Linked DNA regions of Homo sapiens: region 2 is linked to region 1. A link is a loop called in an ENCODE intact Hi-C map of the cell type or tissue named here. Cell type or tissue: endothelial cell of umbilical vein. All regions are shown on one strand. Links, peaks and the distances in the headings refer to the core of each region. The heading gives the core; the rest is flanking DNA.

Region 1 (12,826 bases), core at 2,613-10,612:
AAACCTGTCTGGCATTTCAGAAATCCTCCAGCTGGATTTGACACAATTGTAGATGATTTAGCAATCTAGTTCAATTATCTTTTGCTTAATTTAACTTTTTAAGCCACAGTGCAAAGAATGTATTAATTCTTGTGTACTCAAGTTAAGTGATAGAAAAATATTCTAGGATTCGTTCCTTACACTTAAGGTGATAGTCATTATTAGGAAGTGCTTCTTCAGGAAGGAGTTCAATTCCCAGGAATTGTGAGGGAGAGAAAGGGGGAGTGAGGCAGAAAAGGAGGGAGAGCTTGAATGTGGGGCATGACCAAGCTAGCCTCTGCTCAATATAATGTATTTAGATTGGTGCAAAAGTAATCACGGTTTTTGTCATTACTTTTAATGGCAAAAGCTGCGAAAACTTTTGCACCAACCTAATGCAACTGAAGGCTCCATGTCTCAGGACTTGCTTCCCAGAACTCCTAAGTACTCTTGTCTCACGAGAGTCCAATGGAGAAGGAAGCAGGGAAAGGAGAAGAATAAATCCACCATGTCCTGCCTCCCATTGGTCAAATATCTGCCCACTGGGCATTAACTCCCAGACACTTTAGTATTGCAAATGTGTAGGTCCCACATTTGCATGCCTCCACAGCATCAGAAGAGCCTCCAGTCAAATGGTGAGAGTCATGCAGTGTGGGCCAGGTGGCATGATCAGGTTGCACTTTCACTGGTCTCTGTAGTGGCAGCTGGAGTGGGAAAAGGGGCCCAAAGCCTTGGACAGAGGTGAAGCAAGAGGATGTAAGATGGTGCATCAGACTTGTCCTATATATGGAAACTTCCACCCTGAGTGTGGCTGCTCACTGACATGCACTTTCTATTATGCTCTTATGCAGACATGAACTTTGTCTTTATTCAACAATTCATTTCTTCATTCATTCATTAATCAGTCCATGTACCACCCCAAAGACAGAAGTGCTTTAGCAATAAAGTAGTTTTGATTAAGGTATGTGCATTCTGCCATATGTCAGACACTGAGATAAACAGAAATAACCCTGGCTTTCTGGAGTAACAGAGGCACCTTATTTACCATCCTGAAGCAAACTTAGGCTTCCTCCCTGGCTTTCCATCCCCTCCAGCACTACCTCCACTCCTACTTGGGCCAATCACCACCGCTGGGCTTACAAAGAAGTGTTGAGGTGCCCACAAATCTCACACTGCAAGGCCCTAAGGCTGTGGGGTGGCCCTAGAAGAGGAGGCATCCCTTCCAAGGAAGAAATCTTACCTGTGAGCTTGAACACTGTTTTGTACTACTACTTATCCCTCCTCCTGATGTCATCATGCCAGGGACACTCTGGACCAGATCATGGAATAAGGAGCTCCCTTGAGAGCAAAAGACCATGTGCCCAGCTTCCAGAAATGGATTCTGCAATCTTAACTTAATCTCCAGAAGAAAAGCAAGTTCCGGGAGACTGGAAAAGCCTTAGTGTCTTAACATTTGAGGGCTGTCTGTAGGGAAGGGTTCAAAGGCAATCCTTGTGGATTAGGGAGAGACAGAAAACTAGTACAGGCATACCTTGTTTTATTGTGCTTCATGCTGTTGCACTTCACAGATATTCAGGTTATTTAAAATATATATAAATTGAAGGTTTGTGGCAACCCTGTGTTGAACACGTCTATCAGCACCATATTTTCAACATCATGTGCTCATTACATGTCTCTGCATCACACTTTGGTAATTTTTGAGAATATTTGAAAAATATTTCAAATGCCCCCTCTTCCACTTTTTTTTGAGACAGGGTCTTGCTCTGTCACCCAGACTGGAGTACAGTGGTGCAATCTTGGCTCACTGCAGCCTCACCCTCTGGGCTCAAGCGATCCTCTCACCTCACCCTCTCAAGTATTTGGGACTACAGGCACACACCACTGCACCCAGCTAATTTTTTTGTAGAGATCTGGTTTCACTATGTTGCCCAGGCTGGTCTCGAACTCCTGACCTCAAGCAATCTGCCTGCCTCGGCCCCCCCAAAGTACTGGTATAATAGGAGTGAGCCACTGCACCCAGCCCAAACATCTTTATTATTATTATATCTGTTATAGTGATCTGCAATCAGTGATCTTTGATATTATTTTTATTGTTTTGGGGGGACAACAAACAGCATTCAATAAGACAGGGACTTAATAAATGTTGTGTGTTCTGACTTCTCTGCCAAATGGTTGTTCCACCATCTCTCTCCTCCTTCTCAAGCCTCTTTATTTTCTGAGACAGAATATTAAAATTAGGCCAATTAATTACTCCACAGCAGCCACTAAATGTTCAAGTGAAAGGAAGAGTTGCACATCTTTTACTTTAAATCTAAAGCTAGACATAGTTAAGCTTAGTGAGGAAGGCATGTCAAAACCCAAGATAGGCTGAAAGCTAGACCTCTTGCACCATTTAGCCAAGTTGTGAATACAAAAGAAAATTTCTTAAAGGAAATTAAAAGTACTACTCCAGTGAACACAGGGATGATAAGAAAGCAAAATGGCGTGATTGCTGAGATGGAGAAAGTTTGAGTGGTCCAGATAGAAGATCAGACAAGCCACAACATTCCCTTAAGCCAAAGCCTAATCCAGAGCAAAGCTCTAATGCTCTTCAATTCGATGAAGACTGGAGAGGTGAGGAAATGGCAAAGAAAAGTTAAAAGCGAGTAGAGGTTGGTTCATGAGATTTCAGGAAAGGAGCTGTCTCCATAATATAAAAATTCAAGGTGGAGCAGCAAGTGTTGATGTGGAAGCTGCAGCAAGATCTTAGCAGAAGATCTAGCTAGGATAAATGATGAAGGGGGCTGCAATAAACAGCAGATTTTCAGTAAAGACAAACTCGCCTTCTATTGGAAGAAGATGACAACCAGGACTTTCATAGCTGGAGAGAAGTCCATACCTGGCTTCAAAGCTTCAAAGGACGGGCTGACTCTCTTGTTTCAGGCTAATGCATCTGGTGACTTTAAGTTGAAATCAATGCCCATTGACCATTCTGAAAATCATAGGGCCCTTAAGAATGATGCTAAATATACTCTGCTTGTGCTCTATCAATGGAGCTACAGAGCCTGGATGACAGCACATCTGTTTTCAGCATGGTTAACTCAATATTTTGAGCCCACTGTTGAGACCTACTTTTTAGAATAAAATATTTTTAATACTGCTCATTGACAATGCACCTGGCCACCCAAGAACTCTGATGGAGATGTACAAGGAGATGAATGTTGTTTCATGTTTGATAACACAACATCCATTCTGCCCATGAATCAAAGAGCAATTTAGACTTTCAAGTCTTATTATTTAAGAAAAACATTTTATAAGGCTATAACTCCCATAGATAGTGATTCCTCTGATGGATCTTGACAAAGTAAACTGAAAATCCTCTGGAAAGAATTTATCATTCTAGGTGCCATTAAAAATATTTGTGATTCAGCAGGGCATGGTGGCTCACACCTGTAATCCCAGCACTTTGGGAAGCTGAGAAGGGAAGATCACCTGAGGTCAGGAGTTCGAGACCAGCCTGGACAACATGGTAAAACCCTGTCTCTACTAAAACTATAAAAATTAGCTGGGTATGGTGGTGCACATCTGTGATCCCAGCTACTCAGGAGGCTGAGGCAGGAGAATCACTTGAACCCGGGAGGCGGAAGTTGCAGTAAGCCGAGACCACACCACTACACCCCAGCCTGGGTGGACAGAATGAGACTCTGTCTCAAAAAAAAAAAAAAAATGTGATTCATGATTCATGAAAGGAGGTCAAAATATCCACATTAACAGGGCTTTGGAAGAGATTGATTCCAAACTTCATGAATGACTTTGAGGAGTTCAGGACCTCAGTGGAGGAAGTAACAGCAGATGTGAAAATAGCAAGATAACTAGAATTAGAAGTGGAGCCTGAAGATGGGACTGAATTGCTGCAATCTCGTGGTAAAACTTGAATGAATAAGGAGTTGCTTTTTATGAATGAGCAAAGAAAGTGGCTTCTTGAGATGGAATCTACTCCTGGTGAAGATGCTGTGAACATTGTTGAGCTGACAACAAAAGATTTAGAATATTTGTTCTATAAACTTAGTTGATAAGGCAGTGGTAGGGCTTGAGAGGATTGACTCCAATTTTGACAGAAGCTCTACTGTGCATAAAATGCTATCAAACAGCATCACATGCTACAGAGACTCTTTTGTGAAAGGAAAGTCCATTGGTGCAGCGAACTTCACTGTTGTCTTATTTTAAGAAATTGTCATAGCCACCCCAGCCTTCAGCAACCACCACCCTGATCAGTCAGCAGCCATCAACATGGAGGCAAGACCCTTCACCAGCAAAAAGATTATGACTTGCTGAAGACTCAGAGGATCATTAGCAGTTTTTTTTTATCAGTAAAGTATTTTTGATTAAGTTATGAGCATTGTTCCTTAGCCATAATGCTATTGCACACTTAATAGACTACAGTATAGTATAAATACAACTTTTATATGCACTGGAAAATCAAAAAGTTCATGTGACTTGCTTTATTGTGATACTTGCTTCATTGCAATGGTCTGGAACTGAACCTGCAATTTCTTCAACATATGCCTGTAATTCTTTATATATTTCTGTTTCATTTACTCATTATCTCATTCACTATGGGCCACCCTAACCATGCATGGCCACGTGCCATTATTTCCATGTCACAGATGTGAAGACTGAGGCTGAGGGATTAAACAACTTGCTGAAGCTCACACAGCCAGTAAAAGGGCTTAAACCCTGTCTGGTAAGTGCACATCACCTCTGTCCTCAGCCCCCAGTACTCAGTGGCCTGGCCTACTCTGTCCTGTCTTCTTCCCACAGACCTGTCAGCCCAGCCTCCGCAGCTGTAGATCCTTACCCACCATGTGGGAGGCAATGGTCCTTAGGACCCAGGGATTTCCCCTAAGGTACTTTAGCTCTGTCAGTATTGTGAGTGGGCAAAATGCCAGTGATCAAGGCTCCATCTTCCCCTCCCATGTCCTCTAGCAAGCCCCCTCCTTCTCCCTCACCTAGCACAGAGCCAATGCACTCCCAGTAAATTCAGTGTTTTTCCATTCCAGTGAGTGCAGCCTTTACTTTGATTTGGGTGCAAGCAGCTGCAGGTGCCTCAAGTCATCATGTGCTCTCTTTCCCCCTCGTTCCCTGCAATGTCATCCATGTTTACTTGCTGCTCTGGACTTTAGATTCTGTCAGCATGCCAGTCGGTGGGGCCGCCAGGCACCACAGCTGACAGTCAAATCTGTGATGCCGAATCCTTCTTCTGGAAAAAAGGGCTAAAGAGGTTAATACACTCAAGTCAGGATAAACACACCAGCTGTTAGAGTTTCTAATATTTAATATCATTATCAAATAAATAACTCAGGAAGAAATCACACACATACATACACACACACCACAAACACCCACAGCCGCTGCTTCATTTACAGTGGTTAAAAAAGAATATTCATAAATTATCTTAAAAGCCTCCACAATGGAGTAATGGTTGGGACACAATTAGGGAACATTTGCATATATGCTGCTGCCGGTCCCTGCCCAGAGACATCCTCCCCCAGGTCAGCCCTGGAGAGAGAAACTGGGGGAGCAGGAGGAAGGAATATGAGTTCACAACTATAGGCTTCCCTCTTGATCTGGTAAGATCTCAGCTCAGGCAAGCTTTGCTTCTGCTTTCAATGGCAGATTTCCCTCTGTTAAAAAAACATACCACACTTCTGTCTACCTACACAATTCAAGATAAATTCGTTTTGTTTCAGGAAAATATGTATTCAGACAAACAACATTAGTAATCAGTTTTGTGGATAATGGATTATTTAACTGACCAGTAAATAGTGTTTTGTTGTTGTTTACTCTTCAATCTACTTTGTGTGTAGATATTAGCCAGATCTTGTAGATCTAGCCTTCTGATTCCCTAAACACTAATACTAAGGCTGAGCAGGACAGAATTTTAACAGCCTGTTAACTGTGTCAGGAAAGTGTGAGTCTACTTTTTTTTTTTTTTTTTTTGCCTCAGCTCACTGGCTGCTGTTCACCTGGGCTAAAGGAACAGAAAATGATGATCATCGCATTTGGGGGGAAAATGAACATGGGCTAATTTTTTTTTTAAGGCTCCAACAAAATGTTTTCCAGGTCACAAAGCATGGAACAAAATGAGCTCCATATCTAGTTTATGTTGTATATTATAAGGGAAGCTGGTCTCGGTGACTCTGTTAAGGTTCCATGAGCATTTTTTGAGATAAAGCCTTCATTCCAAGGGGCCAGGGTTGAGCTATTTCCCTTCTCATCAAGCAAAAACCTGGCATCCCGTTTGTCTGTCCAGATGTATTTTTGTTTGGGTTTTTACGCTGTTTGATTGAGATCAAGTCATGAATTTCTGCTCTCTGGATGGGCAGAGGAATGACAATTTATGAAGTCTGAGGATGCATGTTGTTTAGCTCAAAAGCACAGCCAGATGAATTTTGGTGACAGGAAATGCTGCACTGCGTGGCCACAGCAGCCAATATCTGGGGCAATTTCTCTTTTACAGACTTTTGAAAATCAGAGCAGGAGGATATAGTTTTAATAATCTCTCATAACTGGGGCTGTAATGGGTGGGATGGATCAGATGGAAAGGATTCCAATAATTTAAATAGGACTTTGTTCTATAAGACTTCCATCATAATTGTCCTGTTGACATTGTATCTGTGCAAAGGCTTACAGTGATGACTGCACTGTCCACACACTTTCCATTTAATGCTAGGAATGGCGGACAGGCAAATGGCTTCTGCCTTTCAGTCTTTGAGCTTCCAAATGGCTCAGTGCCTCCTTTGCTCACTCAGACATCTTCTAGGTGCCCAGCCAGGTTCCTGGGTTCTTCAAACGAGTTTTTCAAGTGTGTAGAAAATATGCAGCCAGGTGGCAGGGATGAAGGCAAGAAGAATGAGTCTCTCCAGACCCCTGGGGACACCCAGTGGGTGAAAAGGTGTCTCAGAGCTGCTCAGTGGTGGGTTGAGGGTGTTATTAGAGGGATGGAACCATGTCTGAAGTTGGGGGTGTTGGCTGGAGTTTAGATCTTTGATTATTTTTCTATTCAGATATATCTAGATTTGATAAAGTGAGACGAAAATGATTGTTAGAGTCATGAGGATGAAAAAGAATGAAGAGCAAAATGGTGGGTGGGAGAAAGGGAGAGGGAAAGGGGAGGAGGAAAAGAGGAGAAAAGGAAGAAAGAGGGAAAGGGAGAGAGAGGGAGGGAAGGAAGGAAGGATGACGAAAACCAAACTCAGTTCTCAAAGTCAGAGGTGCGCTGTCTCGGGCAGGGACTCTGCCTTGCATAAGCAGTGCCCTCTGCCTAGCGTGCTTTTCACCCTTTTGCACATCAAAAGCTCCTCCTCATGTCTGAGTCACAGATCAAGCCTTCCTGACAACTCAGCACAGAGTTTAGTGCACCCCTCTCCCCTCTGCCTCATTTCCTTTCTGCACTACGCTGTTTCTCTTTGCCTTTCTGTCTTCCGGAGGAAGGGAAACACATCTTTACTTCACAGCTTCCCCCAGCATCCTGGGCCATTCTGGGTTCCCATAAATGTTGTTGAATGAATGAATGAAAATAAGAAAAGTGAACGATGACTAGAGATGCATCAAATACTAGTGTAAATCCAAGAACTCTCCTATAATAAAGAAATTTAATTTCAATTAGATGCATTTGTGATCATTTGCTAATAACAATAGAAATAAAAATGTTGTAAGAATAAGTCAAATATGTGGTGCAGATGGTCACTCTCAAGAGATTTCTTTCCATGCTAATAATAGATGTTTATAATGCCCTTTCTAAGAATAGAAAATACCTGTCATTCATATTAAAATATAAAATTAATTGTATGCTATTAACAAGCTTATGAGCTGTGTGAGGACCTTTTTTGAACAAATACACACACAAGTATTTAAGATAACCCAGGCTTAACTAAGTAGGGAACTAGACAAATGTATAGTTTGAGAGCCATTAACCTAAAAGTAATTTTTTTACGTTTTTTTTTTTTTTTGAGACGGAGTCTCTCCCTGTCGCCCAGACTGGAGTGCAGTGGCATGATCTCAGCTTACTACAACCTCTGCCTCCCAGGTTCAAGCAATTCTGCCTTAGCCTCCCAAGTAGCTGGGATTACAGGCACCCGCCACCATGCCCGGCTAATTTTTGTATTTTTAGTAGAGACAGGATTTCACCATGTTGGCCAGGCTGGTCTCAAACTCCTGACCTCAGGTGATCCACCTGCCTTGGCCTCCCAAAGTTCTGGGATTATAGGTGTGGGCCACTGAGCCTGGCCTTAAGGGTAATTTTTGCTTTTGTTTTCCCATCTCAGTGACGAAGCTGCCTCTGGGAGTTCTTTGTACTGACCAGGTCAGCCCAAAAAACAGGAACCAAACGACGAGAGTCCCTTCATTTCTATCAAACTTTCACTTCCTTCCCCTCTTAGCACCTGACTTGATTCCCAGGAGACCCTTCCAAGATGAGGAAGGAACTGACTTTCCCTTTCCCTGATGGGAATACAGGAGTCCAGCGAGCTGATGGCACTTGCCCAAGGCAGGTGCTACAGAAGACCTAACTCATCCTCTAGTCTGCTGCTGCCAGGAAAAGGGTAACATGGACCCAAGGTCAATTCCGAGCAGGAAGAGCTCTATTCATGGGACCTGGTCCTTGACTCTACCTTCCAGGATGTGAAAAGCTGTAAAAAGGGGATGCTGAGCAGCTTTTCTGATTATCTTCAGGGTAATAAAGAAGAAAGGGAATTAAACAGAAGGATTAAAAATTAAACACCACAAAAAACTTCTGGTTGCTAGGATGGTTTTTAAAACTGGAATAAACGAGTAAGATTCTTAGCGAGTTGAACTCTGCCACAATGATTTTCTTCCATAGAATTACAAATGTCTTAGGCTCCTTAGTGCTGATTTGCACTTCTTAATTCCCAACTCCAGGCAGGTGATGGGCAAGCAGGCACAGGAGCCTTCACTCTGAATTCCCAGCATCCCAACAGTTTAAGCCCCATGCTTTATTTATGTGAATTTTATCTTCATGTAGACATTTTGCTCTCCTTGCTGGAGAAGGTGGTTTCCCCAAACTGCTGCGAATGTTCCTTCTCTGTATATTTTATTCATACGAATCCGTTATTGGCCCATCCCTTCCTGAAAGAGCTGAAATTTGCCCTTGAGGCATCAGATGGAGTAGTCAGATTGTCAAATGTGTCCCCTAATTGAAGTGAACATTGGCACAATATTTGTCGACTGGAAATAAACAGCCCCAGTGAAGTAGCAGGTTTATCACCTTCATGCACTTGTTCAGGTCTTGCTGAGAGTTGACGGAAACACGCAGAGAGAGAAGCTATTTCTCCAGGAAATGAAAACTTTGGCGGATCAGGGGAAAGGGATCTTTCTTAGACTTTGAATCTCCTAAAGCCAAGAACAGTGGCCCAGGGCAGTCAGCAGGGCAGTCAGCAAGGTGAATTTCAGCACTCCTCTGCTGTCCTTTCTTCTCCTGCTCCCTTCAGGGGGCCTCTTCCTCCAGCACCCAAGGGCCCAGGATCAGCCTGCTTTCTCTCCTCCATCAGACCCTCTTTTAGGTTGTCCCTGCTATCAGAGTGTAAGGAACAAAAGATACAGGTGAGATGAAGTTCAGAAAGAGACTCAAATGACCTCCTCTGTCTCTTCCCAATGCCTCATGAATCCTACAACCTCAGAAGCTCTAGTTCTGTGATACCATTCCAGCTGGCATTGGCCTCAGTCCTCCTCTGCCACATGGATGCCTCTGACAGCTTTTCAGTGGACGCTCTTGGGGACAGGGAGTCAGGGAGTCAATGCAAAGCCTTGAAAAAGGCAACCCCAGGTGCAAGCTGGAGTGTTGGTTCCTCTCAAGGTCATATCCTGGAGCAAGCAAGTGGAAGGGACCAAGCCATGCCTGAAGCTGAAAACCCTGCCTCTTCAAGAAAGGTTCCAAAAAATTAGAAGGGCGAGTGTCTTTCTCCAGTCTTGGTCAAGTCAGGCTTGCCCCTCTCACCACTTTCTTACTCCTCAAGAGACCAGTCAGAAGCAGTCCATTTCCTTCCATGAAATCTCCCTATAGGGGGCAGGGGTGGGGTGTCTCTCTCACCATCCATTCTCCATGGCCTTTCCAGGATCTATTCCAGCAAGTTTTCAGGCTTCTGTGGCAGGCCTAGGCCACCAGCCCTTGGACACCCTCTCCACAGCCACCGAGGGAAGTGGTCATCCTGGTGCACCAAGCTCCTTTCAGAGAGATGGTGGATCCCAACCCTGTTTAAGTCTGGATGCAGGAGCAGGCCTGAAAATACTGACAAACACCATAAACTTCCTTGGCCTTCTTGGGCGGTGACTGTTTTTTCTCCACTCCCTTTCTGATTAGGGAGAAAAGATGTAGGGAGAGATGGAGACAGAACAATTCCATAGCGCCCCTAAGAAGGCATCTCTACTCCAATCCCTCTCCGGGGAAAAAGACAGGAATCTCATCTCTAAGTTCCCTTTAACTCACCCTCATAAAACAGGTTGTGACCTCTCCCACCTCCAGTCAGGGCTAGGAGCTCCACTTGTTAGGGCATTGCCAGCTCTTCTCCCTCCTAGCACTTCCCTTAGATTTGAAACGGTCTGCTAATGAGTCTGCCCAGGGCCATTGAATTAGATCCTCTTGAAGGCAAAGGTATTGCTTTCATGACTGCATCTCTGGCCCCCAGTACAGCTCTGTCATAGACTCATAATATTTGTTGAACCGCAAAACTTCCCCCAACTCAATAGGCAAATAAACGTCAGGCACATAAGGCCACTCCTCCCTCTTTCCCAAGTCCTTACCCACTCTACCCTCGCCAGCCCCTCTCCCTACTACTCCCCTCCACCCTTCCACCAACCCACACCTGTAGCAGAATAAGTAACCCAAGTCAGCTGCACTAAGAAACTGGAAACCATTCCCTATCACCAACTTTTAGAAACACTATAAAAAAATTTTTATAATATCATTTTGTGGTTTTTATACTTTACTGTAAGTTATTTGTTCTTCACATTAATTTAAACCAAGTGATGATGGGGGTAGGACACTGTAGAGTTTCTGTATTTTAAGCTTGATCTCTACCTGTGGATTGATGGCTTTGTTTTGTTTTTAGGAATTCTCAGCCTAAGTGGACAGATTAGGAAGCTTGGGGGAAGTATTTTGGAGGTGGGGATATTTTAAAATTCAATCCATAATGTTAGCAAGTAGACAGCAACCTAGTAGGTTTAAGTGTTAGACCAGATCTGTAGCTAATAGTATCCAACTTCCCAACGTGTCTTTCTGGGGATGAAATGGCATTTGTAGAAGCCCAGCGTTTGACCAAGGCTTGTTTAACGTTTTATTGTAGTTTTTCTTTCCTCCCGAGTCTTAAAAACATGCAATTTTTCAGGGTCCCAGAAGAAGGCAAAACTAAGAAAGTGGTGATGAAGTTGCTGGGACAGGAAGTCAGTTGCTCTTCTTGTATTTGGGTGAAATTAATCAGTAACTCTGTTGACTTGTCATCAAGAGCACAAACCAGGCTGCCATCACATGGCACGTAAGACTTACCCATGCAACACTCCTTGAGGACTGGAGATGATGAGGGAACACAGGATTTTTCCAGTGTACACTCTTACAGAAAGGCTGGAAATGTGTAAAATTACCTTGTGACATAAGTTCCCACATAGGAAAACCTTCCAGTCTTTTTCCTGTTCTTCTCAATGACCTCCTGGTGGGCAGATGTACGTTTTCTAATTTTTAATTCTCCTTACTGTCTCTTTTGCAGCAGTTAATTTTACTGTTTCCTCATGCTTCAGAAGGATTTTTATTGACATAGTTTCTATAGTAATTATGTGTCATTCTCATACCTCCCTGATTACTCCTGTTCCTACCTCTTATTCCTCTCCCTTTTCTCACCCCTAACTGGCTCTATCTCATTATGCCGTTGGACCTCCCCTTTGCTTTCTTTTTGTCAAAGAATTCATTTCCTCCCATGGCTTTCTCTGTCACCTCCAAGGAGATGGCATTTTCTTTCAAAAATGGCCTCCCCTCGCCATTCAACCAGATTCAACCAGAACCCCGGTTTTTATATTTTAAATGCTTTTTTTTCCTTTCACCTTTTCATAGCTCCTCAGCTATCCAGTTCCATTGATCCTTGCTTTGTAAATGCTCCCAATTCTCTCTCCCTTTAGATTCCCACTCCTGTGATTCTAATCCAGGCCTTGTTACCTAATGCCTCAGTTACTCTACATCTAATTTATTTCTCTGCCGCCTTTAGCTTTATGTATCACTTCCCGACTAAGCTTCCCAAAACATTACTTTCTTCAAGAAACAACCCTGGTCAAAACCCTTCGCTATCTCTCCACTGGCTAATCCTGTCACTTAAGGCCTATCAAAATCTAGTCTGAATCCACTTTTCCCAGGGCATATGCCATTACCCCTGAAAGCAGGCTGGTGGTGTCTTCAGTATCTTTGACCTCATTATAGTATCCTCATTATCCCTTATTTTACATATGTATATATATATAGCCACATTTCCTCCCCATCTTCTGCTGTCTTCTTGAAATACTCTTCCCCTCCTCTGACCTATGCAAATCCTACCAAGCCTGCAAACCCAGGTCAAGGTCAGTACCTCAGTCTTCATGAAGACTCCTTTACCCATAGAACATGTGCACCCATTCAGCAGCTCTCTGTTCAATATCTCTCTCTGTCAGTCGCTGGCCTAGGCCCTGCGGGTACAGAGGTGAAGAGTCAGTCAAGGGCCCTGTTCTAAGGGAGCAGACATTGGGAAGGAGAGAGAAGACATATAATAACAAATAAACAAAGTAATGACATACC
Region 2 (12,826 bases), core at 2,808-10,807, 64 kb before region 1:
AGCTGCCTTACATTGCATAAATTTCTTAATCTCAGCAAGCCTCAGTTTTCTCAGCTGGGAAATGGGGATAAGAATACAGTATCTATCACATAGTTTTGTTGGGGAAGGTTAAATAAAATAATGCAATTGAAACACTTGCACAGTGGCTTGCACAAAGTGGGCACTCAAAAATGTCAGCCACTGAAGGAGCTATAAAAGGGCTTTCTGCTTTTGTGAAAGTCCAAGGTACTCCTGGCTGTTGTCTTCTTTATTACCCTGCTAACTTCTCCTTGATTGTTTTATTTTTCCCTCCATCTCTTGGAGGGCATCATCAGAACAGCAAGAGAGAGTGTGAGAGAAGTCCCTCATCCCTCCAGGAAGGGGCCCCACTCCAGGAGAAGCCCATTTTCTTTTCTTACAAACTGAGCCTGCAAGCTCCAGGAAACAGGCCATCTTCCCTTCCCTTCCTCTGGTCAGCTTGTCCCGTGGAAGCCTCCCTGGCTCAGGGCCACCCCCAAGGTACCCTATCTTTTGCTGTGCCGAGCCAATCTAAAACTGGCGATCTCAGCTTTAATTGAAAATCCCCAATCAGGACAGCACAAAGAGATTCTCTTTTTAATGTAAACCTCCAAAAGCAAATACTTGAGCGGATATGCTGTCCTCTTATCTTCTTGCTTTTCTTTCCTGTCTGAAGCAAACTCCTCTTGTGAGACCTTGGGGTCCCAGTAAAGAGGACTCTGCAATTGTACATTACGCATTTGTGCAAAGGGACTCCTTAGTGGGTTGGTAAGTGCCCTTAAAACAGATTTTATAAATATTTCAGGCAAGATTTTCTATTAGATTCCATATTTTAGAAACTTCTGCTGCTATCTCGGTAGCCAGTTTTTCAAGGATACTTCCTTTTAGTTGAAATCAGTCTCAGAGAAGTGTTTCGGTCTCCAAAGCATCTTCTAAACTGTGTGGTTGACCTGGGAGCCCACATTAAATTATTCTATGTTATAATGATTGAAAAGATCTAGGGAACAACATAGCACTGGGGAAATTGTGTTTTCTTCTAGTATTTGGCTAGTGGAGATGTTAATCTGGGAGGTGGCTGGGTCCTGAAAGCATGCACGGGAAGGAATCGTTCCTCCATCAGGAAGTAAGCTAATCAGGACTCCAGTCTTAATGGAAATGAATCTTCCGCAAGCAGGAGGCAGTGACCTTCTGGCTGGAGAGCTTTCCCAAAGGGGCAGGAAGGCTCAAGGACAAGCGACGCAGAAGAGGCCTGGGCATTTGCAGAAGACCTGCTTGCACTTTCTCTGAGGCCCTAGCGCTAGCGGTGGTGAATCCATATGGGTTGTTGCAGCAACCTCCATTCTTGTGTTCTCAGAAGAAAGAATTTGACTGAAGGACATAAGGCAGAAGGAGAGACTGAGGCAAATTTTGGAACAGGAGTGAAAGTTTATTAAAAAGCTTTAAGAGGCCAAGGACAGTGGCTCACACCTGTAATCCCAGCACTTTGGGAGGCCAAGACAGACAGATCACTTGAGGCCAAGAGTTCGAGACCAGTCTGGCCAACATGGTGAAACTCTGTCTCTACTAAAAATTAGCTGGGCATGGTGGCACGTGCCTGTAGTCCCAGGTACCCAGGAGGCTGAGGCATGAGAATCCCTTGAACACAGGAGGTGGAGGTTGCAGTGAGTTGATATCTTGCCACTACACTCTAGCCTGGGAGTGAGACTCTGTCTCAAAAAAAAAAAAAAATAAATAAAGTTTTAGAGCAGGAATGAAAGTAAAGTACACTTGGAAGAGGGCCAAGTGGGCAATTTGAGAGATTCAAGCGTATGGTTTGACCTTTGACTTGGGGTGTTATATGTTGGAATGCTTCCAGGGTTGCCTTACTTCTCCCCTGATTCTTCCCTTGCGGTGGGCTGTCCACATGCACAGTGGCCTGCCAGCACTTCGGAGGGGCCACATGTGCAGTGTGTTTACTGGAGTTGTACATGTGCTCACTTGAGATATTATTCCCTTACCAGTCGACTGTCCCTAGAAGGTCATATACCAGTTAAACTCTGCAATTTTGCCTCTTAATGCACATGCTTGAGCCTACTCACCCAGCTCCTCCTGAGACCTTATCAGGAAGCTGCTGATCACCAGTTTCAGGTATTTCTATCTATTGGGAGACTTTCCCTGGCTCTGGCTATGACCAATTATTATTTTAGAGAGACAGTATAACAACTGCCTGACCATCACCTGACATTCACCTGACATTCCTGGTGGTCGTGGGGCCATTGGCTGCCCTGCTCATGTCTGCCTGACTGCCTACTGTAATACTAGTTCCTGGGCCAGTCCTGGAACACACCAGAGTCTCTGCCCTAAAGGGCTTAATGAGGACAGCAGGATATGGTACCAAAGACAAACAAGAAAAAAACCCCAAATCTGGCATTCAAGCCTAGACTATATCTGCTTTCTCTCTCTGGTCTCTAGCCTCCCTTCCCTCTTGCCTTCCTTCAATCTATTCTCAGCAGCCTTCAATCTATTCTCAGCAGCCAAAGAAGCTAAGAGTGCCACCTGGCTGCCCTCTTCCCTCCTTCTCTCCTCTTGAACCCCCAGCCTCCTTTCTGACTGACTCATATTCATCCTTCAGATCTCAGCTTAGACTCACAATATTTGAGAAGCTTTCGTTGACCATGCCATCCCATGCTGAGCTATGGCTCACCCTGTGTGCCCAGTATCCCAATGGTCCATTTCTTGTCTGCCCACCCTCTCCAATTTGGACTACAAGCTCCTTCAAGGTGGGAAATTTGTTTTGTTAAGGATGTATTCCTAGCACCCAACACCCAACATTCAGTGATTGACAAGGCACAGAACAGCTGTAATAGAATCTCTCGTTCAGAAAAAGGAAGAGGGATCGGGAAAGGGAAACAACACTGAGTGGTCACTGAGCCACAGCAGGAATGGAGACCACCCTGCCTGCCTGAGGAAGGGACCCATTAGTGTCTGGCAGCCCAGGTCCTGCTTTTTGGAGAATCGCTGTTGTTCATTGCCTTTCAAAGCCAAATCAGAGGAGGACATTGGGAAGAATACCTTTTTCGATGGCTACGGAAATTTAGTAGCCCACTTCCTATTGGTGTAAGTTTAGGGCCTGGGTATTGCCTTATGTGTTAAACAGTCAATAATATATTTATCTTAAAAACTAGGTTAGCTTTCTAATCTATTTGTGCCCAGTCAATTCCATGGGGGCAAAGATCTTGTCTAGACACAGTCCTTGAGTCACAATTCCTGCCCCCGATCTGGCCTCTGGGTTCCATCCCTCACCCTGGCCCTCGGTTCAATGGCTTCTGCCTTGAGGCAATTTGAAACAATAGCTCAGTGGGGCGATAGCACCCATAATCTGATTTTTCCCAGCCAGCATCTTCACAATAAGCATGAGTGTCTCCTTTGTCTAACTGAGAATGCTTAACAGGAGGTGCTAGGAAAGGCTGGGATCGGGATTATAGTTTGCCTCAAACTTATCTCCTGCTCAATCTCCTGCCTCTGCCTCTGCTCCCACTGACTTTAAGAGAAGAGAATTCTGCTTTTTCAACTCTGAAAGGCTTCAAGCTATTGGACTCTTAGTCAATTAATTTAGATCTCAGAGTACAGACAGACAGACAGAAAGCACATTCCTTAGCAAAGCTGTCCTTTTTTCCTCTCTCTATTTTCAGAGGTCACCTTTAGTCTGAGCTTATCTCATACATGTATAACCTTACTGAAGGCTGCAAGAAATAAGAGATGCCAATATTCTGAATTTCCCCCAGCCTTTTCTCCTAAAACTACAGTTCCTGTAAGCCCATGGCTGATATCCTGGGGTTCAGCAGGTGACAATTTAACTATATGTTAAATATGACACCACATGACAAGAGTCACCAACTTTCCCACTATGATGCTGGGGTCCTCTCTGCTCCCCACCTTAACCTTTTCCATTCAGCCTAACTGTAGGGTCTGTTTCTTGCAACACCCAGTCCCGGTGCAAATTCTATATCATCTGGATGATTTTGGATTAGGGCAACACATAGCCATATGAAGGAAGATAGATTGCCTGAACAATACTAATTTGGTTTTGTTAGAAAGGAGGAAGAATAAAGGGAATGAATGCTGGACAGGCAGCCAGTAATATTCTGCAACATGTTATTCAACATTCATATGTTCAACAAGCATTTGTTGAACATCTACTGCATTTCAGGTATGAGGGATGGCAGGAAAACCAGGTAGGTTCTGCCTCCTAAGAAGCTCACAGAGAGATGGCAGCACAGACAGTGGTGCCCAGTGTGAGAGCGGCACAGTAGAGGCACAGAGATTGTTGGGGAATTGCAGAATCAGGGCAGCAAACCTGAAATGGAAGGTCTCGGAAGAGTTGAATCCTCTCCCTCACGGAATGTACGTTCCGTGAAGCCCAGGTTCTGTCTGATTCATTCACTGCTATATTCCTAATGTCTGCAACACTGCCTGCCACATAGTAGGCACTCAATAAATACGCGTTGAACAGATGAGAGTGAGACTTGAGATGAACCTTGAAAGATGAGTAAGAATTATTACAGTGAAAAAGGTCAGTGGTGTGGGCACATGTCCTACAGTGGCACAGTGTTCAATGATGCCTTAGAAATGTCTTGGGAGTAGGAGAAAATAGCTATTATTCCTTCATGGTGCCAGAATTGAAATAAGACTTTAAAATGCCAGATGCGAGTAGGTACAATACCTGTGAAGAAGTCACTGGAGGAGTGGTGGAGAGGTGGAGGGCAACCCCACTGAGGGCCAGGCACAAAACTGGACACTGGGACAGTAAGAAGTAGAGTCAGGTGGGCTGACTGTGTGTCACTGAAAGGGTGTCAGGAGATAGAAGTGAGAAAGTGGCCCCTCTGCTGGGAGCAGTGAAGAGCCCATTGGGAAAAAAAGAGTTTTTAAAGAGTTTTTATCTTCCCTTTTCTTGATGCTCTCAGTGTGATCAGCATTCTATTCCAGGACTTATAGGATCACAGGTCCAGCTTTCAATAGGCTAGACTTCCCTCTTGGGGAGTTTGCCTTCACTCAGGATAGGTTGTTGCTGTCAGGTTATTGATTGTAGTTTTCTCATTCTGCCCTATAGGTCTATCTAGGAAAGATATTCGTATTATTTCTACCCAATTACAATTGGTTTTGAGGCAAAAAATACACAAACAGATAACTCTTGTTAAAACAGCTAGGGACATTCATCAAAGGATTGAGTAGAAAACCCAAAGAATATGTATTAAGTAAAGCATACAACCTCTTAAATTGCTGTCAATAACTTTATAATTTATTGTAATCCTTACTTTAGCCTTAAAGTTGAATAAGTTGGTATCTCATGTCATCATGAACCTTTAACTTGGACTCCTCCAGAGCTTTAGATCATATTAAAATCTAAATTTCCTCTAGCAAACTGCCTTCAATTTTTCTGCCACTCAGAATCAGTCATCTTGCAACAACCTATAGTTGTTGACTGTCACTTTAGTATGAGGAGTGGATTTTGAGTCTGCCTTCCTTGATTACTGCTATTCTTCCTCTGTGAAACTCTCTTCTTGGCCAGGCGTGGTGGCTCACGCCTGTAATTCCGGCACTTTGGGAGGCTGAGGCGGGCGGATCACCTGAGGTCAGGAGTTTGAGACCAGTCTGACCAACATGGAGAAACTCCGTCTGTACTAAAAACACAAAAAAATTAGCCAGGCATGGTGGCACGTGCCTGTAATCCCAGCTACTTGGGAGGCTGAGGCAGGAGAATCGCTTGAACCCGGGAGGCGGAGACTGCGGTGAGCCGAGATCACGCCGTTGCACTCCAGCCTGGGCAATGAGAGTGAAACTCCGTCTCAAAAAAAAAAAAAAAAAAAAAAAAAAAGAAAAAAGAAACTCTCTTCTTAGGGAAGAAGCTAAAAGGGAGAGAAAAAAGTTTGAAAGTGTCCAGTCTGTGACTTATTTAAAACTTCTAAAATACTCCTTTTTCCAATTGAGTACACCTCTTAATTCCATATTTTCATGCTTTTCTGATCATCATCAATGGCTACCATTATTCTTCAATTAATCAGTTGAAGGATAGAGAGGGAAAAACCAAAGTGTTTTTTCCTATTCTCTCTCACCTCTCAATGCAACACAGCACCTCTAGTCACCAAAATTTCTCCCCATCCATCAAGCAGGCATTTCTCCAGTGGACACCAGCTGAGCATGCTCTAATTGAGTTCAAGTGACTCTGTCTACCTGGAGATAGTGTTAGATCCCACAGGTGGAGGGCTCGGTCCCACAAGACTGCCCCCACTTCAGATGCCAGTCGCAAGTAGACAAGAGGCTGTCACCTATACTTCTGACCCACTGGCTATAAACTGGGGGATCCCTGCGCCCCCTCCTCAGGTTTAATTAATTTGCTAAAGCACCTCACAGAACTCAAGGAAACATATTTATCCATTTATTATAAAAGATACTACAAAGGATGCAGATGAACAGTTAGGTGAGAGAGATGCACAGGGCAGCATATGTGGGTGGAGGCACAGAACTCTCATGCCCTCTCTGGGCATGCCACCCTCCAGGAACCTCCGTGTGTTCAACTGTCTGTAAGCTATATAATGAAGAGTGTCAGTGGGAGCGAGGTGGAAGGCAAGTGAGGAAGAGGAAGATGGGAAGCAAATCAGTGTCGTGCATTACTGCACTGGTCCCTGCTTCAGAACAAGTTGCTAATAAAGGTGCAGCTCAACAGATGTACCCACTCAGCTTCAAGAACTCCTTCAGAAAGTTTGTAAGGAACAACCGTGCTTTGGAGTGGGTTACTGAAGAGAGGACCAGAGAGGAACTGTATCTTCTGTCTCCTGTCTTCCTTGGTTAGCCCCACAGAGATGAACTTCCATGTACTTCAGATTGCATCATTTGGCTCCTTCTCCAGCTACTTGAGAAGTCAAACACCCCAATTTGTGGTGTGAAGCCTTACCAGAGTTCAGAAGTGGTGGGAGGAGCCTTGGATTCTGGGTGTAATCCTAAGTCTTCAGAGGAACTCTGTAGGCCCACACTTTGGTCCTGTTGCCAGATGAAGTATAGAATAAGAGCTAAAGGGCCAGGATACAGATGGGGCCAAGAGAATCTGGGACAAACATAAGAAATTAGTGTGTTTCCTCTTCTTCCCTGCCACCCATTTTTCTCCTCTATTACCTGATATTAGCCAACAATATTATCATTTTTAGTATTTATCTTTGTATTATTTTTGATTTCCAGCTATTGTAGAAACATTGTAATGATGATCTTAGCTTGCCTTTTTAAATCAATAAAATTAGTTTTCTTTCCACCTTCTTTCTTTCCTCCTCTTCCAATTTTATTAGTTGGGGCATTTCTACATTGCCAGACTAACAACATTTGCATTCTAGTTTTTCATTGTACAGACCATCCCCAACTTACAATAGTTCAACTTTATGATGGGTTTATAGAAATATTAAATGCATTTTTGACTTATAATACTTTCGACTTATGTTGTGTTTATCAGGATGTAACTCCATCGTACATTGAGGACTATCTGTAATTCTCACCTTCGATTTTTGTCTCAATTATATTGGTAAACGTATTTAATGCTCACAGCATGTCATTTTATTGTGGTTTCCGCTGTTATCACTTGCCTGGCCAAAGTTCATTTTTAGTGGTTTCCTCAAGAGGACTCATTGAAATAACACTTCTTAAGTTCTTGCATCCTCAAAACTACTTTTTCTGTAACTAATCATATGTACTTAAAATGGTTATGAAATTTTGAGTCACACTTTCTTTTCCTGAATGTTATATAACTATTGTTTCATTATCCTCTGGGATTGAATGTTACTGTAGAGACATACAAAGTTATCTTTGCTTTTATACCACTTAAACATGACTTGGTCATTTTGTTTTGCTCACTAAAGTAGTCTCAATCTTTGAATTCTGAAATGTTACTAGAATGACTCAGTGTTGACTGCCCTTGATCAGATTTCTCTGGCAACCATTTGTGCCTGTATATATATATATATTCAAGTTTTTCTTTGCTTCAGAAAATATTTTGCCCCATTACATCTTTCAATATGTGTTCTGTCCCTTGTTCTTGGTTTTCTTTTTGGGGAACTGCAATTATGTGAATACTGTATTTCTTTTGTATTTCTTATGTATGTACCCTTCTTTTCTTTATTTGTTTTTACTTTTTGTTTCCATTTCATTTTGTTCATTTCTCTTATTAATATCCCCTTTGTCTTGTATTATGTTTTCCCCAGTCTAGATAATTTTTTTTAATTTTTGTGGGTACATAGTAGGTGTATATATTTTGAGGGTACGTGAGATATTTTGATACTCACATGCAATGCACAATAATCACATCATGGAAAATGGGGTATTATTACCCTTAACCATTTATCCTTTGTATTACAAACAGTCCAATTATACTCTTCTAGTTACTTTAAAATAAACAATTAAATTATTATTGACTATAGTTATCCGGTTGTGCTATCAAACATCGGGTCTTATACATTTATTCAAGCTATTTTTTTTGTACCCATTAACCATCCCCACTTCCCTCACACCTCACCCCACTCCCATTTCCAACCTCTAGTAACCATCCTTCTATTCTCTACCTCCTTAAGTTCAATTGTTTCTATTTTTAGCTCACACAAATAAGTGAGAACATGTGAGGTTTGTCTTTCTGTACCTGGCTTATTTCACTTAACATAGTGACCTCCAGTTCCATCCATTTTGTTCCAAATGACAGGATCTCATTTTTTAATGGCTAAATAGTACTCCGTTGTGTATAAGTACATTTTCTTTATCCATTCATCTGCTGATGGACACTTAGGTTGCCCTCAAATCTTGGCTGTTGTGAATAGTGCTGCAACAAACATGGAAGTGCAGGTATCTATCCAATATACTGATTTCCTTCCTTTTGGGTATATACCCAGCAGTGGGATTGCTGGATCAAATGGTAGCTCTATTTTTAGTTTTATGAGGAACTTCCAAACTATTTTGAACTAATTTACATTTCCACCAACAATGTACAAAGATTCCGTTTTCTTCACATCCTTGCCAGCCTTTGTTATTGTCTCTATTTTGATTATAAGCCATTTTAACTGGGGTGAGGTGACATTTGTTGTAGTTTTATTTTTAATTTTTTAGATGATCAGTGATGTTGAGCACATTTTCATATGCCTGTTTGCCATTTGTTTGTCTTCTTTTAAGAAATGTCTATTCAAATCTTTTGCCCATTTTTTGATCAGATTATTGCATTTTTTTCCTGACAGAGTTGTTTGAGCTCTTTATATATTCTGGTTATTAATCTCTTGTCAGATGAGTAGTTTGCAAATATTTTCTCCCATTTTGTGGCTTGTCTTTTCACTTTGTTGATTGTTTCCCATGCTGTGTGGAAGCTTTTTAGCTTGATGTGACCCCATTTGTTCATTTCTACTTTGGTTGCTTGAGCTTGTAGGGTATTCCTCAAGAAATTTTTGCCCAGATCCATATCTCGGAGGGTTTCTCCATGTTTTCTTGTAGGAATTTCATAGTTTGAGGTCTTAGATTTAAGTCATTCGTTCATTTTTTATTTGGTGTTTGTATATGGTGAGAGATAGGGGTTTCGTTTTGTTTTTCTGCACATAAATATCCTGTTTTCCCAGCACCATTTATTGAAGAGACTGTCTTTTCCCTTGTGTATGTTCTTGACACCTTTGTTGAAAATGAGTTTATGTGCATGTGCATTTATTTCTTGGTTCTCTGTTTTGCTCCATTGGCCCATGTGTCTATTTTTATGCCAGTAACATGCTGTTTTGGTTACTATAGCTCTGTATTTGAAGTCAGGTAATGTGATCCCTACACGTTTTTTGTTTGTTTGTTTTTGTTTTGCTTAAGATGACTTTGGCTATTCTGGGTCTTTTGTGATTACATTTAAATTTTAGGATTTTTTTTTTCTATTTCTGTGAAGAATGTCATTGGTATTTTGATCAAGATTGCATTGAATCCATACATTGCTTTGGGTAGTATGGACATTTTAATAATATTAATTCTTCTAATCCATGAATGTGAAATATCTTTCCAGTTTTTGGTACCCTCTTAAATTTCTTTCATCAGTGTTTTATAGTTTTCATTACAGAGATCTTTCACTTATCTGGTTAAGTTAATTCCTATGTATTTAATCTTATTTGTGGCTATGGTAAATGGGATTGCTTTTATATTTCTTTTTCAGATTCTTCACTGTTGGCATATAGAAATGCTACTAATTTTTGTATGTTGATTTTGTACACTTCAATGTTAGTAAACTGGTTTATAAGTTCTAATAGTTTTCTTGTGGAGTCTTTAGCCTTTTCCAAATATAAAGTCATATCATCTGCAAACAAGGATAATTTGACTTCTTGCTTTACAACTGGGATGCCCCTTATTTCATTCTCTTGTCTGATTACTCTAGCTAGGACTTCCAGTGTTACATTGAATAACAGTTGTGTAAGTGGGCATCCTTGTTGTATTCCAGGTCTCAGAGAAAAGGCCTTTAGTTTTTCCTTATTTGGTGTGATACTAGCTGTGTGTCTATATGGCTTTTATTATATTGAGTTATGTTCCTTCTATACCCTATTTTTTGAGGGTTTTTTTTATCATGAAGACATGTTGAATTTTCTCAAGTGTTTTTTCAGCATCAGTTGAAACAATGATGTGGTTTCTGTCCTTCATTCTGTTGATATGATGCATCACATTGATTGATTTGCATATGATGAACCATCCTTGCATCCCACGAATAAATCCCACTTGGTCATGATGAAGGATCTTTCTAATGTATTGTTAAATTCAGGTTGTTAGTATTTTGTTGAGGATTTTTGTATTAATATTCAAGTATTAGTTCTTTAAATGTTGGTAGAATTCAGCAGTGAAGCCAACAGATCCTGGGCTTTTCTTTACTGGGAGGCTTTTAATTATGGCTTTGATCTCATTACTTGTTGTTGGTTTGTTCAGTTTTTGGATTTCTTCATGGTTCAATCTTGACAGGTTGTATGTGTCTAGGTATTTGTCCATTTCTTCTATGTTTTGCAATTTGTTAGCATATAGTCACTCATTGCAGCCACTAATGATTCTTTGAATTTCTACAGTATTGATTGCAATGACTCCTTTTTCATCTCTGGATTTATTTATTAGAGTCTTCTCACTTTTTTTTTCTTGGTAAGTCTGACTAAAGGTCTGTCAATTTTATTCAACTTTTCAAAAATCCTACTTTTGTTTCATTGATCTTTTGCATTGTTTACATCATTTCAATTTCATTTATTTCTGCTCTGATGTTTGTTATTTCTTCTCTTCTACTAATTTTGGATTTGGTTTGCTCCTGCTTTTTTAGTTCTTTAATAAGCATCATTAGGTTGCTTTTGGAAGTTTTCTTTTTTCTTGATGTAGGCATTTATAGCTGTAAAATTCTCTGTCAATACTGCTTTTGCTATATCCTGTAAGTTTTGGTATGTTGTGTTTCCATTATCATCTGTTTCAAGAAATTTTTCAATTTTCTTTTTAATTTTTTTCATTGACCCACTGGTCAATTAGGAGCATATTGTTTACTTTCCATGTATTTGTATAGTTTCCAAAATTCCTCTCATTATTGATTTCTAGTTTTATTCCATTTCAGTCAGGGAATATGCTTGATATTATTTAATTTTTAAAAAATGTTTTAAGGCTTGTTTTGTGAACTAACATATGGTCTATCCTTGAGAATAATCTATGTGCTAAGGAAAAGAATTTATATTCTGTAGCTGTTGGATGAAATATTCTGTAAATATATATTAGATCCTTTTGGTCTATAGTGCAGATTAAGCTTAATATTTCTTTATTGATTTTCTGTCTGGAAGATCTGTCCAATTCTGAAAATGGGGTGTTAAAGTCTCGAGCTATTATTGTTTTGGGGCCTCTCTCTTTTTAGCTCTAATAATATTTGTTTTATATATCTAAGTGCTGCAGTGTTGGTGCACATATATTTAAAATTGTTATAACTTCTTGCTGAATTGATCCCTTTATCATTATATAGTGTAATTCTTTGACTCTTCTTACAATTTTTTTCTTGAAATTTATTTTTCTAATATAAGTACAGCTACTCCTGCTCTGTTTGATTTCTATTGGCATAAAATATTTTTTCCCATCCCTTTATTTTCAGTATATGTGTGTCTTTAAAGGTGAAGTATGTTTCTTGTAGGCAACAGATCATTGAGGTTTTTTTTGTTTGTTTGTTTTTGTTTTTAACCCATTCAACTACTTTATGTCTTTTGATTGGAGAGTCTAGCCCATTTATATTTAATGTTATTTTTGATAAGTAAGGACTTACTCCTACCATTTTGTTATTTGTTTCCTGGTTGTCTTGTGGTCTTTTCTTCCTTCTGTCTTTCCTGCTGTCTTCCTTTTAGTACAAGTGATTTTCTCTGGTGATATGATTTAGTTTCTTGCTTTTTATCTTTTGTGTATCTGTTGTATGTTTTTTGGTTTGAGGTTACTGTGAGGCTGGCAAATGCTATCTTATAGCCCATTATTTAAAGCTAATAACAACTTAACACTGTTTGCATAAACAAATAAACAAGCAAGTGAAAAGAAAACTAATAAAAACTCTACACTTTAACTTCATTGCCCTGATTTTTTACTTTTTGTTGTTTCTACTTATATCTTATTGTACTGTCTATGTCTTAAAAAGCTGTTGTAGTTACTATCTTTGAATGGTTCATTATTTAGTTTTTCTACTTAGATAAGAGTCATTTACACACCACAGTTACAGTGTTATAACATTCTATTTTTTCTGTGTACTTATTACCAATGAGTTCTGTACCTCCAAGTAATTTCTTATTGCTCATTAACATCCTTTTCATCCTGACTGAAGTAC

What was found. Hi-C counts contacts between places; a loop is a spot of excess contacts. Peaks named below come from ENCODE experiments on the same cell type or tissue, not always from the same donor. Only the 100,000 strongest peaks of a DNase experiment are listed, where the experiment ranks them.
Region 2: it touches region 1 in a loop (8-fold over the local background); 2 of 110 quality-filtered maps call a loop at or near these places.

The regions. Positions count from the first base shown.
Region 1 is chr1:213,754,871-213,767,696 of GRCh38, forward strand. It overlaps a transcript of RPS6KC1 not described here. Among named protein-coding and RNA genes, the nearest start is that of LINC00538, 160 kb to the right of the region's middle. In endothelial cell of umbilical vein, for the core only: no CTCF peak of the experiment used is centred there; a DNase peak (open chromatin) is centred at 7,411.
Region 2 is chr1:213,690,679-213,703,504 of GRCh38, forward strand. It overlaps a transcript of RPS6KC1 not described here. Among named protein-coding and RNA genes, the nearest start is that of LINC00538, 230 kb to the right of the region's middle. In endothelial cell of umbilical vein, for the core only: no CTCF peak of the experiment used is centred there; no DNase peak of the experiment used is centred there.